Regions from separate parts of the Homo sapiens genome. Here region 1 is linked to region 2. A link is an interaction called in ENCODE POLR2A ChIA-PET data of the cell type or tissue named here. Cell type or tissue: OCI-LY7. All regions are shown on one strand. Each heading gives the region's core, and the rest is flanking DNA. Links, peaks and the distances in the headings are about the cores only.

Region 1 (5,375 bases), core at 53-5,052, 49 kb after region 2:
ACTATTATGGAAACATGGCCAAGACATATGTGCAAAACACAATACAATGCAGTTTTTGTTTAAAATAAATGTATGAGGTGCAAATCAGAATAAAGTCCAGTGGCAGTGGTTACCTCTGGGGAGGGGAAAGAGAGGGAAGCATGTGTGAGCGTGTGTAGTGGAGACGGGGTACAGGCAGGGGAGTTGGTGGGACTTTTATGGTTGATCTGCATGGTGTGCTTCTACTCCACAACAATGGAATGCTCTCAGGAACTATGCAGCCTGGGCAACAAAGTGAGACCCCATCTCTAAAGAAAAAAAGGTTACAAAAAGTTTAGCAGGGCCTGGTGGCACATGCCTGTAGTCCCAGCTACCAAGGAGGCTGAGGGGGTAAGGATCGTTTGAGTCCAAGAGGTCAAGGCTGCAGTGAGGCGTGATGGCACCACTGCACTCCAGCCTGGGTGACACAGAGAGAGCCTGTCTCAAAATACTAACAAACCCAAAAAACTATGTATTTAAAGAAAAAGAGTTTTTTAAGAGAAAAAAATTGCATACTGCCCTATCTATCCTGTTTTTCCCCCACTACAGGAAGTTTTCTTTCCCTTCCTAGGGAACAACTCCCTCCTTTCAAGAGAGGATATGGTCATTTTTTCAACAAACTTGTCTTTTTCATCTGTGGCAGCTGGGAAATTCTGAACATCACGTTCCACATCAGAAATTTGTTTCTTCATCTGATCTAGGTTCTTTTGCAAGTTTTCAGCAGAAACTAAAAAAAAAAAAAAAAAAAAAAACCATAAAAACAGACAGCAAGAGCTTACTAATAATCCCAGCCTCAACACCCCTTAGTTTCACCTTTCAGAGCATAGCTTCAGTCTATACACACATTCTGGTACTTAATAATTTTAGTTCCTTATGTACTTTAGTTGTGTCACATACTTAAGTTTTCATCTTTCCAGTGAAACTATAAATTATTTGATCATTGAACCTCCAGCCTTCACAAGGTATGCAGTACTAGGAACAGAAGAGAGACTTCATTTAATTTAACATGAATCTATGAAATCCCCTGAGATCTTGGTCTCATTTATTTTAGAGAACAGGGTTTGGGAGGAAGGAGATATACATAGAAATATAGAGGCGGGGGCAGAAATCTGTTCCAATTTCCAGTGAATGCTGCTTTTTCTTTGTCTAGTTCCAGGACAGTGAGGCCTAATTTTTGTTAATGTAGTCTATGTTTTCTTAATGAAAAGAACTATTAACCTAGACTAAAAACACCTGCCTTTCTAGCTGTTTTTTGGTGTTTGGTGTTTCCTTAGGAAGAGAAAGAGTGCTTCCTATTTCTACACATAAAGATCTCTCCTCAGCCATACGCTCTGCCCTTGTGACTTAGGCACCATGCCTAAATCCTATCTCATTTCCACTTGAAATAGTCTGAACTGAAAATGCTCTCACATCTAGACTGTGTCTTATTTCCCTCCCCATGCAGAGACTTTTGGGCTCTAGCTTCATTCCAAACTGCCCCACCTCGGCTGGCTTTCTCCACATGGGCAAGCTCGTCTGGAAACTTGAGGACATCGGGATAGTCATTCTCACACAACTCAGCCAAGAAGTGTAACAACGTCATCTTCTGATCTGTGGACTTGGTGTCTCGAAGCTTAGAGAAAGAGGAGAAACTGTTAAATCCTGACATGTCCAAGATGGCCTCCTGCCAACACTGAACTCATAGAGGCTACAGCCTTCCTTGTGTTGTCCTGCCCTACCTCTTTGGCTCACCTTACAGAGGAAGCTGATATTGAAGCCAAAAGCACCAGCATTTCTGGAGCCAGCATTCATGTAATTTCCAACAAGCAAGGTAATCTCTAGGAGATTGGAAAAGCTCTCACTCTTACGTAACTCCTCACATGCAGCAGTGACAGACACAATCTCTGGCTTGATATTCTCCACTTGCTCGCTGAATTGTAGCTTGAAGAGAATGGCATTGAGGCGAGGCCGCAGTCGGGGCACAGTGCCCATCTAGTAAAGAACACAAGCAGTTCCATTACAGTCAAAAGAGGGGGAAGTCAGAAAAAGATACACGCTTGAGCCTCCTATGGGAGGATCACAGCTCCAGAGCAGGGAGAAGAGAGAGATTAAGACAGGTTCAAAAACAGACAAGCGGCAAGGAGCATATGCCCAGGCTGCTCTCTAGAGGGGAGGGGAATACAGGAGGTGGAAAACCGCTTACTGCCACAGGCCTCACTCACCACCACGCCAAACTGCTCTGACTCAGCCAGGTCATCATATTCATCCTTCAGTTCAGAAAGCATTTTTAACTGCTCTGGCTCTGGCATTTGCTTAATGAGGTTCTGAAAGACAGAAGAGACATCTCAGCTGGAGGGGAATTCGCTAACAACTCAAGCCTAAACAACTTTTACTCTGTTGTCAGTCCCACACTCTGCTCAAGGACCATACAGAAAGAAACATATGGTGGGAGAAGAGAGGCAGCTACTGAGATGGGGGTACTTTTGCAAAATATACCAGAAGTAATCTGACCACCAGAGAAAAGGCAGTTTCTCAAAGCCAGCATTCATAAGTCAGCAATGCTGGAGGAGGATCCTCTTCATCTACACAGAGATGAGGCCAGTGCCCAGCGACACAGAAGAGCCTGCTCCAGCAGAACCACCTTACTCCTTACCTGGATCATAGACTCAGTCAGAACAGCCTCATTCACCTCCAGGATGACATTCTTAATCTCTTGATAGGGCATGCGGAAGGAACCCAAAAAGATTGCTGCCAGAAAATGAGATATTAAGACATGTTCTTCTCGGTCTGTTCCCGCTTCCAACCCATCCTGCAAACCTATGCTGGATAATCTTCCTAACAGGGCTCTTTTAGGCCAGGCACAGTGGCTCATGCCTGTAATCCCAGCACTTCGGGAGGCCAAGGTGGGCGGATCGCTTGAGCCCCAGAGTTTGAGACCAGCCTAGGCAACATGGGGAAACCTCATCTCCACAAAAAATACAAAAACTAGCCAGGCGTGGTGGTGTGCACCTGTAGTCCCAGCTGCTCGGCAGGCTGAGGTGGGAGGATCACCTGAGCCCAGGAGGTCAAGGTTGCAGTGAGCTGTGACCGCACCACTGCACTCCAGCCTGAGCAACAGAGCGAGACCCGTCTCAAAAAAGTATATATACGTCAAAGACTTTCACCCCACTCTACTTTAGTTCCCCACTCTCAGGACGTGATCCTCAAAGCTGCCTTGACCTTAAACCACCATATCCTATTCCCTAACAAATACATCCTGTTTTTTCAACTCTCCCTTTCTAATCTCTCACTTGACTCTTCAGCCTTATCAGGACCTCTCTTTCCAGTCTCCTGACCATTCTGTTTTCACTGATATATCAGTTCCACTCTGCCTTTCCTATTTCATTAGGAGCCTCTAAACCATCAGTTCATTTGCTCTCTACTATGACTCCCATTAGTATTATTACTCCTACTATTACCTTTCTTTTGCTTCCTTCTCCTTCTGGGTCCCTGGTCAGTCTAGCCATTTCATTTCTCTACTCTGACACCTAGGCTGATGCGGACTGGAGTCTATGAATTTGCAGTAGCACCAATGATAACTGGGGCCTCCGCGCTGTTAGCAATTCTCTTTGTGTGTCCCAATTCCACTTTCTCCCACCCTTCTTGGCAGGTCCTCCAACATATTCCCACTTTCCCCACTGCCCCACCACTTCCCCATTTGTTCCAGGAAGACCCTGCTCCTCTTCACTGAGAAAAATCAAAGCCACTGGTCAAATTACTTGCTCAGCTTTCTCTTATCCTACTTAAAAATAAAGCACTAGGGCTCTTGGTTAGAGCCAGACTAGAAAAGACTCAGATAAGCCTTTTGGAATCGCCTAGAAGAAAACTATACCAACATTTTCGTAAGCTTATAGGAGGCATGTGTTCATATATTTACGTCTAAGTATATATACTCCCATGTACTCATCCTTTCCTCATGTGTCAACAGAAGAGGCAGCCCCACAGACCTTTCCCTTCATCATATATACATAATCAAGTTTTTTAAATCTTACTCAATGTTCCTCTCTAAATTACCAGTTTCTCTTTCTTTCACTTTATAGCAATCTAAACTAGCCTATTCTCTCTCACTTCCACGACTCTGATTTATTCCATAACCACAAAGCCAATGAAAAGATGGCAGCCACTTAGAGAATATACTTTAAGTAAGACACCAACCTGCTACCTCTCACATCCACCTCCCCGAAAAGACAATCTGTTCCTGCTGAATTTTCCTATTTCAGTAAATGGTACCACTTTCCGCAGAGTGACCTAAACCTCAAAGCACCTTCTCCTTTATCCCAAGTCAATCACTAAATTCCATTAATTTTACCTTCTCTCTCTCTCTCTCTTTTTTTTTTTTGAGACAGCATCTCACTCTGTTGCCCAAGCTAGAGTGCAGCAGTGCAGTCATAGCTCATGGCAGCCTGGACCTCCCAGCCTCAAGCAATCCTCCACCCACCTCAGTCTCCCAAGTGGCTGGGACTATAGGCATGCGGCACCACATCTGGCTAGTTTTTTATTTTAATTTATTTATTGCTTGAGATGAGTCTCACTCTGTCACCCAGGCTGGTGTGCAACGGCATGGTGTTGGCTCACTGCAACCTCCGCTTCCCGGGTTCAAGCGATTCTCCTGCCTCAGCCCCATGAGTAGCTGGGATTATAGGCGTGCTCCACCATGCCCAGCTAATTTTTCTATTTTTAGTAGAGACAGCATTTTGCCATGTTGACCAGGCTCGTCTCGAACTCCTGACCTCCAGTGATCCACCTGCCTCAGCCTCCCAAAGTGCTGGGATTACAGCCATGAGCCACTGCACCTAGCCTAATTCTACCATCTTAATATCCTCTCCCTCTCTTATTCTCATCACCTTAGTTTCAGGCCCTGATCACATCTCACCTAGTTTAAAACAATGACATAACTCATCTCTGCCTATAGTCTCCCCTTACCTTAGCAATCCAGCCTCAAAATCACTGCCAAAGCAGCCTTCCTAAAAATTACACAGGATAAAAAGCAATCCAGCCTCAAAATCACTGCCAAAGCAGCCTTCCTAAAAATTACACAGGATAATCTCACTCATTTTCCTGATTTAAACTTTACTCAGTTGTACTCAACTACTTGCAGTTCCTGAACTGCACAATGTTATCTCATGCTCTCATACATGCTGATCCCTCTCCTGAAACAAGCCAACCTTCCCGCCTTCACTTAATTTTTTGGTTTTTTTTTTTGAGACGGGTCTTACTCTGTTGCCCAGGCTGCAGTGCAGTGGTGCAATCACAGCTCACTGCAACCTCAAATTCCTGGGCTCAAGTGATCCTTCTGCCTTAGCCTCCTGAGTAGTTGACTACTGGCACACGCCACTGTG
Region 2 (5,375 bases), core at 146-5,145:
TATTCAAAGTTTACAAGTGGAAGCAGTCTAGAGACCTATACCGAGCCCCGGTGAGCTCACTGTACCGAACACCAGGGCCCTCCTTGCACGCGGACGCCGTGCGGGGAGGCCTGATGTCGCCGCACCTTTACCATCAGGTGTATCTCACCACGGACTCCCGCCGCAGCGACCCGCTGCTGAAGAAACCTGGTGCAGCCAGTCCACTGGCCAGCCGCCAGAACACGCTGCGGAGCTGTGATCCGGTGTTCTATAGGCAGGTGTTGGGTGCAGAGAGCGCCCCTCCCGGACAGGTAAGGTTTAGCAAGTCATGCTTGACCCTGTTAGTGCTTTTTTATTCCTACATCATATTGAGGAAGGAATGGAGCTGTTTTTTTAGTGATGAAGATGTTTTCCTGGTGATGCATTCACACTTTCAACTGGCCCTTCCTAGATCAAAGTTAGTGCCTTTGTGAGATGGTGGCCTGCCAGAGTGTGGTTTGTGGTCCCATTTCAGGGGGAAGATACTTGACTCATCTGTGGACCTAATTCACATCCTCAGCACTCTTTTGCTATCACAACTAACCAATCTTGCTAAGGGATGGTTAAGCTAAAACACAAGATCTCAGCGATCAGAGTTTAGCTTGGTATCATTTACATTAGGAATAAGCTGCTGGATACCTCTAACCAGTGGCAGCTTCTAGGAATACAAAAACTACCTCATTCCTCCACCTTTCAAGTGATTGTGACATTTGTATTAAAACTAATAGCTTTTTGATAATTTTCCTTTGTTTATACAGATCGTGTACCTCATTCTCAGATAATTTTTTATGAATGAAATGAAATTCCAGGCATCCTTTAAATTTTATTTCAAGCATTCTACTGGAAATGATGTGCACCCTGCTTACAAAATATTTTTACCTTATAACAGTAATGCATGTTTGCTAGAAAATTCAGAAAATACAGAAAAGTATTTAAAAAATTAAAACTATAATCTCCAAACCCAAAGATAACCATTTTTAATTATAAAAGTAATAATTTATTTCAAAAATAAATCTAGGCAACCCAAGAAAACATAAAGTAGCCAGACTCAGTGGTGTGCACCTGTAGTTCTTGCTGCTCAGTGCCTGAGGTGGGAGGATTGCTTGAGCCCAGGAGTTCTGGGCTGTGGTGCACTATGCTGATCAATTGATCAATCCACTGTCTGCACTAAGTTCAGCATGAATACAGTGACCTCTTGGGAGGGCAGGACCATCAGGTTGCCTAAAGAGGGGTGAACTGGCCCAGGTTGGAAGTGGAGAAGGTCAAAACTGCTGTGCTATCCAGTAGTGGGATGACATCTGTGAATAGCCACTGCACTCCAGCCTAGGCAATATAGGGAAACCATGTCTCTTTAACAATAACAACAACAACAACAACAATCCCAGAAACTACAAAAGGAGAGTCTTTTTGGTGCCTCCAGTGTTAGTCCCTGTCCTTCCAGCCTTATTTTTCTTAAGTATATGCACAATGTGAAAGGTAGATAAATTCATATCCTTAGACAGGTAAAGCATTCATTAATTCAGGGTGGTATGCAAGGATACTATCCAAGGCATGGTATCCATGCAAGGTGACTGCAAGGCCTTTGCCCTGGAGAGAACCCTATACATACTCTCAACTGTAGGAGAAACACTGTTATTTTGTTACTCAGTGCATCATTGCTATCAACTCTTGGATTTGGCAGTTAGTCAAATGAGGTTCTACCATTTACCAACTAGGAGTCTGTGGCCAAGTTACTCAATCTCCTTTCTAAGCCTCTTCCTCATATGCAAAAAGGGAATAATAAGTGTTTTATAAGATTCATGCATGATATAATGTATGCAAAGTGTTTAGCATGGTGCCTGGCATATCATAACTGTTAAACAATTATTAGCCAGCTCCTAGCATTTTGGGAGGCTGAGGCAGGCGGATTGCTTGAGGCCAGCAGTTCAAGACCAGCCTGAGCGACATAGTGAGATCCTGTCTCTACAAAAAAAAAAAAAAATGTGTTTTCATTAGCTGGGTGTGTTGGCATGCACCTGTGGTACCAGCTACTTGGGAGGCTGAAGTGGGAGAATTGCTTGAGCCTGGGAGGTTGAAGCTACAGTCAGCTGTGATTGCACCACTACACTTCAACCATGGCAATAGAGTGAGACCCTGTCTCAAAAAAAAAAATTATCAGCTATTACTATAATTATTTTTATTAGTTCCTCACTCACCTAAAATCTCAAACACACCTTAGAAATACACATATGAGAACAACCAAAAATGACAAAGTAGAAGCACATATGAAAAGGCTAAGAAAGCATGAAAGCCAGCAAGAAATAACTGCCGCTCTTCTGGTCAGCCTGGAAAGCAACTGGCATTTTCCCTAGAACAATGTTTTCAAACTTGGTTGCACATTAAAATCACCTAGAGACCTTTTAAAAATTCTGAAACCCAGGCCACACCCCGACAAATGAAAGCACAGTCTCTGGGGGTGGGACATAGGCATCATTTTTTGAAGGTCCCCACTTGATCCTAATGTGCAGACAAATTTGAAAACCACAGCTTTGGGAGGCTGAGGTGGGTGGATCATAAGATCAGGAGTTTGAGACCAGCCTGGCCAATATGGTGAAACCCCGTCTCTACTAAAAATGCAAACATTAGCTGGGCATGGTGGCGCATACCTGTAGTCCCAGCTACTCTAGAGGCTGAGGCGGAAGCATCAGTGAGGGAGAATCAGTGAACCCAGGATGTGGAAGTTTCAGTGAGCCCAGATCACACCACTGCACTCCAGCCTGGGCGACAGAGCGAGACTCCACCTCAAAAACAAAAAGAAAGAAAGAAAAAAGAAAAGCAGTACTCTGGAACCTACCAATCCATCATTTAGCATATTTGTGAAGTAAAGTGTTATTCTGGTATTTGCAGAACCAGAATCCAGCTTTATTGGGCCAGGCCCAATTTTTTTAAAAAACATGGTAAGGTCTCCCAGCCTTAAAGTATTACATAGCATAGCTCTAAAAGATCACTGTAGGAAGACATAAAATGGTATTTCAGTCATCTAAGGGAAAAACCTTCCTAAAGCACTAGCCCCTGGACAACTATTATTTAAACATCTACAGCTGTTCAATAGATATTGGGTTCTTTTTGGAGGGATGTGACAAAATTCTTGTATAATTAGATTGTGATGATGATTGTATCAGTTTAGTACATGTAAATACACTGAAAACCATTGGATTATACACTTTAAATATGTGATTTGCATGGTATGTGAATTATGTCTCAGTAAAAATCTAGAGATGGGGCTGGGCTCAGTGGCTCACGCCTGTAATCCCAGTACTTAGGGAGGCTGAGGCCAGCGGATCACCTGAGGCCAGGAGTTCAAGACCGGCCTGGCCAACATGGTGAAACTTCATCTCTACTAATAATACAAAAATCAGGCCGGGCCTGGTGGCTCACGCCTGTAATCCCAGCACTTTGGGAGGCGGAGGCGGGCGGATCACGAGGTCAGGAGTCCAAGACCAGCCTGGCCAACATGGTGAAACCCCGTCTCTACTAAAAATACAAAAATTCACCAGGCGTGGTGGCTGAGGCAGGAGAATCGCTTGATGGTGGAGGTTGCAGTGAGCCGAGATCGCGCCACTGCACTCCAGCCTGGGTGAAAGAGCGAAACTCCATCTCAAAAAAAAAAAAAAAAAAAAAATCAGCCAGATGTGGTGGCAGGTGCCTGTAGTCACAGCTACTTGGGAGGTTGAAGCAGGAGAATCGCTTTATCTCAGGAAGCAGAGGTTGCAGTGAGCCAAGATCATGCTGTTGCATTCCAGCCTGGGCAACAAGAACAAAACTCACTCCATCTCAAAAAAAAAAAAAAAATATCTAGAGATGGGAGAATCATATGGCTGGCATAAAAAGGTCAAGTCAAAGATATGTAAGATTAAGGCTTTACGATGCTCCAGTTCTAGTAAAACAGACCAGGTACTTGTTTTGGTGTGAAATTGCCAATATAAGTATAGTACTGTACATATTAGTTGTTTAGCTTAGGTAAGTCTTTTAATCTCTTTAAACTCCAGTTTCCTCATCTATAAAATAAAGAGAATATCTACTTTGCAAACTTGTTGTGAGAGTGAAAAGTAATGCATATAAAGTCCCTGTATGGAGCAAGTACTCAATAACTATTTGTTGAACTAAAAATGATAATACTGATATTCACCATTTATTAGCATCCCTATGTGCCAGACACTGTAAACAATTAAAAGTTATCATTCTGGTACCCAGAGTACAGTATGAGACAGACATGCAAAAAAAAAAAAAAAAAAAGATAATGGAGATCTGCATAGCATAAGATGCAGTGGGACCAAACGGGAAAAAACACCTAAATGAGCCTGGAGAAAGGAAGAAATGATAGAGGTGGTGATGCTTGAGCTATGATCTAAAGGTTGAGTAGTAGCTTGTCAGACAGTAAAGGGGAAAGGACAGGGCAGGGAGGGGCCATTGCAAGAAATTCCATGCAGAGGGATTATGGTATTTCATTATCACTGAACCTTAAACTGTGTGTGTGGCCGGGTACGGTGGCTCATGCCTGTAATCCTAGCACTTTGGGAGGCCAAGGTGGGCAGATCACTTGAGGTCAGGAGTTTGAAACCAGCCTGGCCAACATGGTGAAACCTCATCTCTATTAAAAATACAAAAAATTAGCCAGGTGTGGTTGTGGGTGCCTGTAATTCCAGCTACTTGAGCAGCTACTTGAGAGGTCGAGGCAGGAGAATTGCTTGAACCCGGGAGGCAGAGGTTGCAATGAGCTGGTGTCAGGCCACTGCACTCCAGCATGGGCAACAGAGAGAGACTCCATCTCAAAAAAAAAGTGTGCGTGTAAAACAGACAGTCTTTGTAGGAGATGAGGTGAAGCAAGTAGGCAGGAGTTAGATCCTGAGTTACCTTTGGGCCAAGCCAAGGAGTTTTTATTTTATTCCATATAGATGACAGTCACTGCAGAAATTTGAACTGATATGCATATATCATGAGGTTTTTTTGTTTTAGAAATATTATTCTGTCAGTCATAAGTGAAGGGACTGGGGACATTGGGACTGGAGGCAAAGAGATCTTATCTCTTTGCAATAGTTTGAAAGCTATTGCAATATTTGAAGAGAAGATTGATAAATGCTTGAACCAGCACAGTGGCAGTACAGATGGAGGGAGCTGACTACAATAAAATCATCAGGACTTGTTGATTGACATGATATAGGAAGTGAGGGACAGGGATGAGTCAAGGCTGATCCCCCTAGATCCTGACTAAGGAAGCTGGGTGGTTGACAGTGCCATTCACAGAGACAGTGAATTCTGGCATAAACACCTAATAGGTCAGGCTGGTTTACACCTCCATCATTCCCATGGGAGAAGGT

Evidence for each region. Peaks named below come from ENCODE experiments on the same cell type or tissue, not always from the same donor. Only the 100,000 strongest peaks of a DNase experiment are listed, where the experiment ranks them.
Region 1: POLR2A ChIA-PET joins it to region 2 with 12 read pairs; 15 of 35 experiments call an interaction of 5 or more read pairs at or near these places.

The regions. Positions count from the first base shown.
Region 1 is chr5:141,526,953-141,532,327 of GRCh38, forward strand. DIAPH1 (diaphanous related formin 1) reads right to left here. Exons shown (of 28, transcript NM_005219.5): 20 at 2,651-2,745; 21 at 2,220-2,321; 22 at 1,750-1,989; 23 at 1,501-1,630; 24 at 621-745. Among named protein-coding and RNA genes, the nearest start is that of DIAPH1-AS1, 29 kb to the right of the region's middle. In OCI-LY7, for the core only: no CTCF peak of the experiment used is centred there; DNase peaks (open chromatin) are centred at 2,309 and 3,049; H3K4me3 peaks cover 4,229 bases; H3K27ac peaks cover 4,524 bases.
Region 2 is chr5:141,478,257-141,483,631 of GRCh38, forward strand. The region is part of intron 1 of PCDHGA1 (protocadherin gamma subfamily A, 1); the gene reads left to right. The region is part of intron 1 of PCDHGA2 (protocadherin gamma subfamily A, 2); the gene reads left to right. The region is part of intron 1 of PCDHGA3 (protocadherin gamma subfamily A, 3); the gene reads left to right. The region is part of intron 1 of PCDHGB1 (protocadherin gamma subfamily B, 1); the gene reads left to right. It also overlaps PCDHGA4, PCDHGB2, PCDHGA5, PCDHGB3, PCDHGA6 and PCDHGA7, and 12 more genes. Among named protein-coding and RNA genes, the nearest start is that of PCDHGC4, 4.1 kb to the right of the region's middle. In OCI-LY7, for the core only: a CTCF peak has its summit at 302; a DNase peak (open chromatin) is centred at 2,715; H3K4me3 peaks cover 3,487 bases; H3K27ac peaks cover 2,664 bases.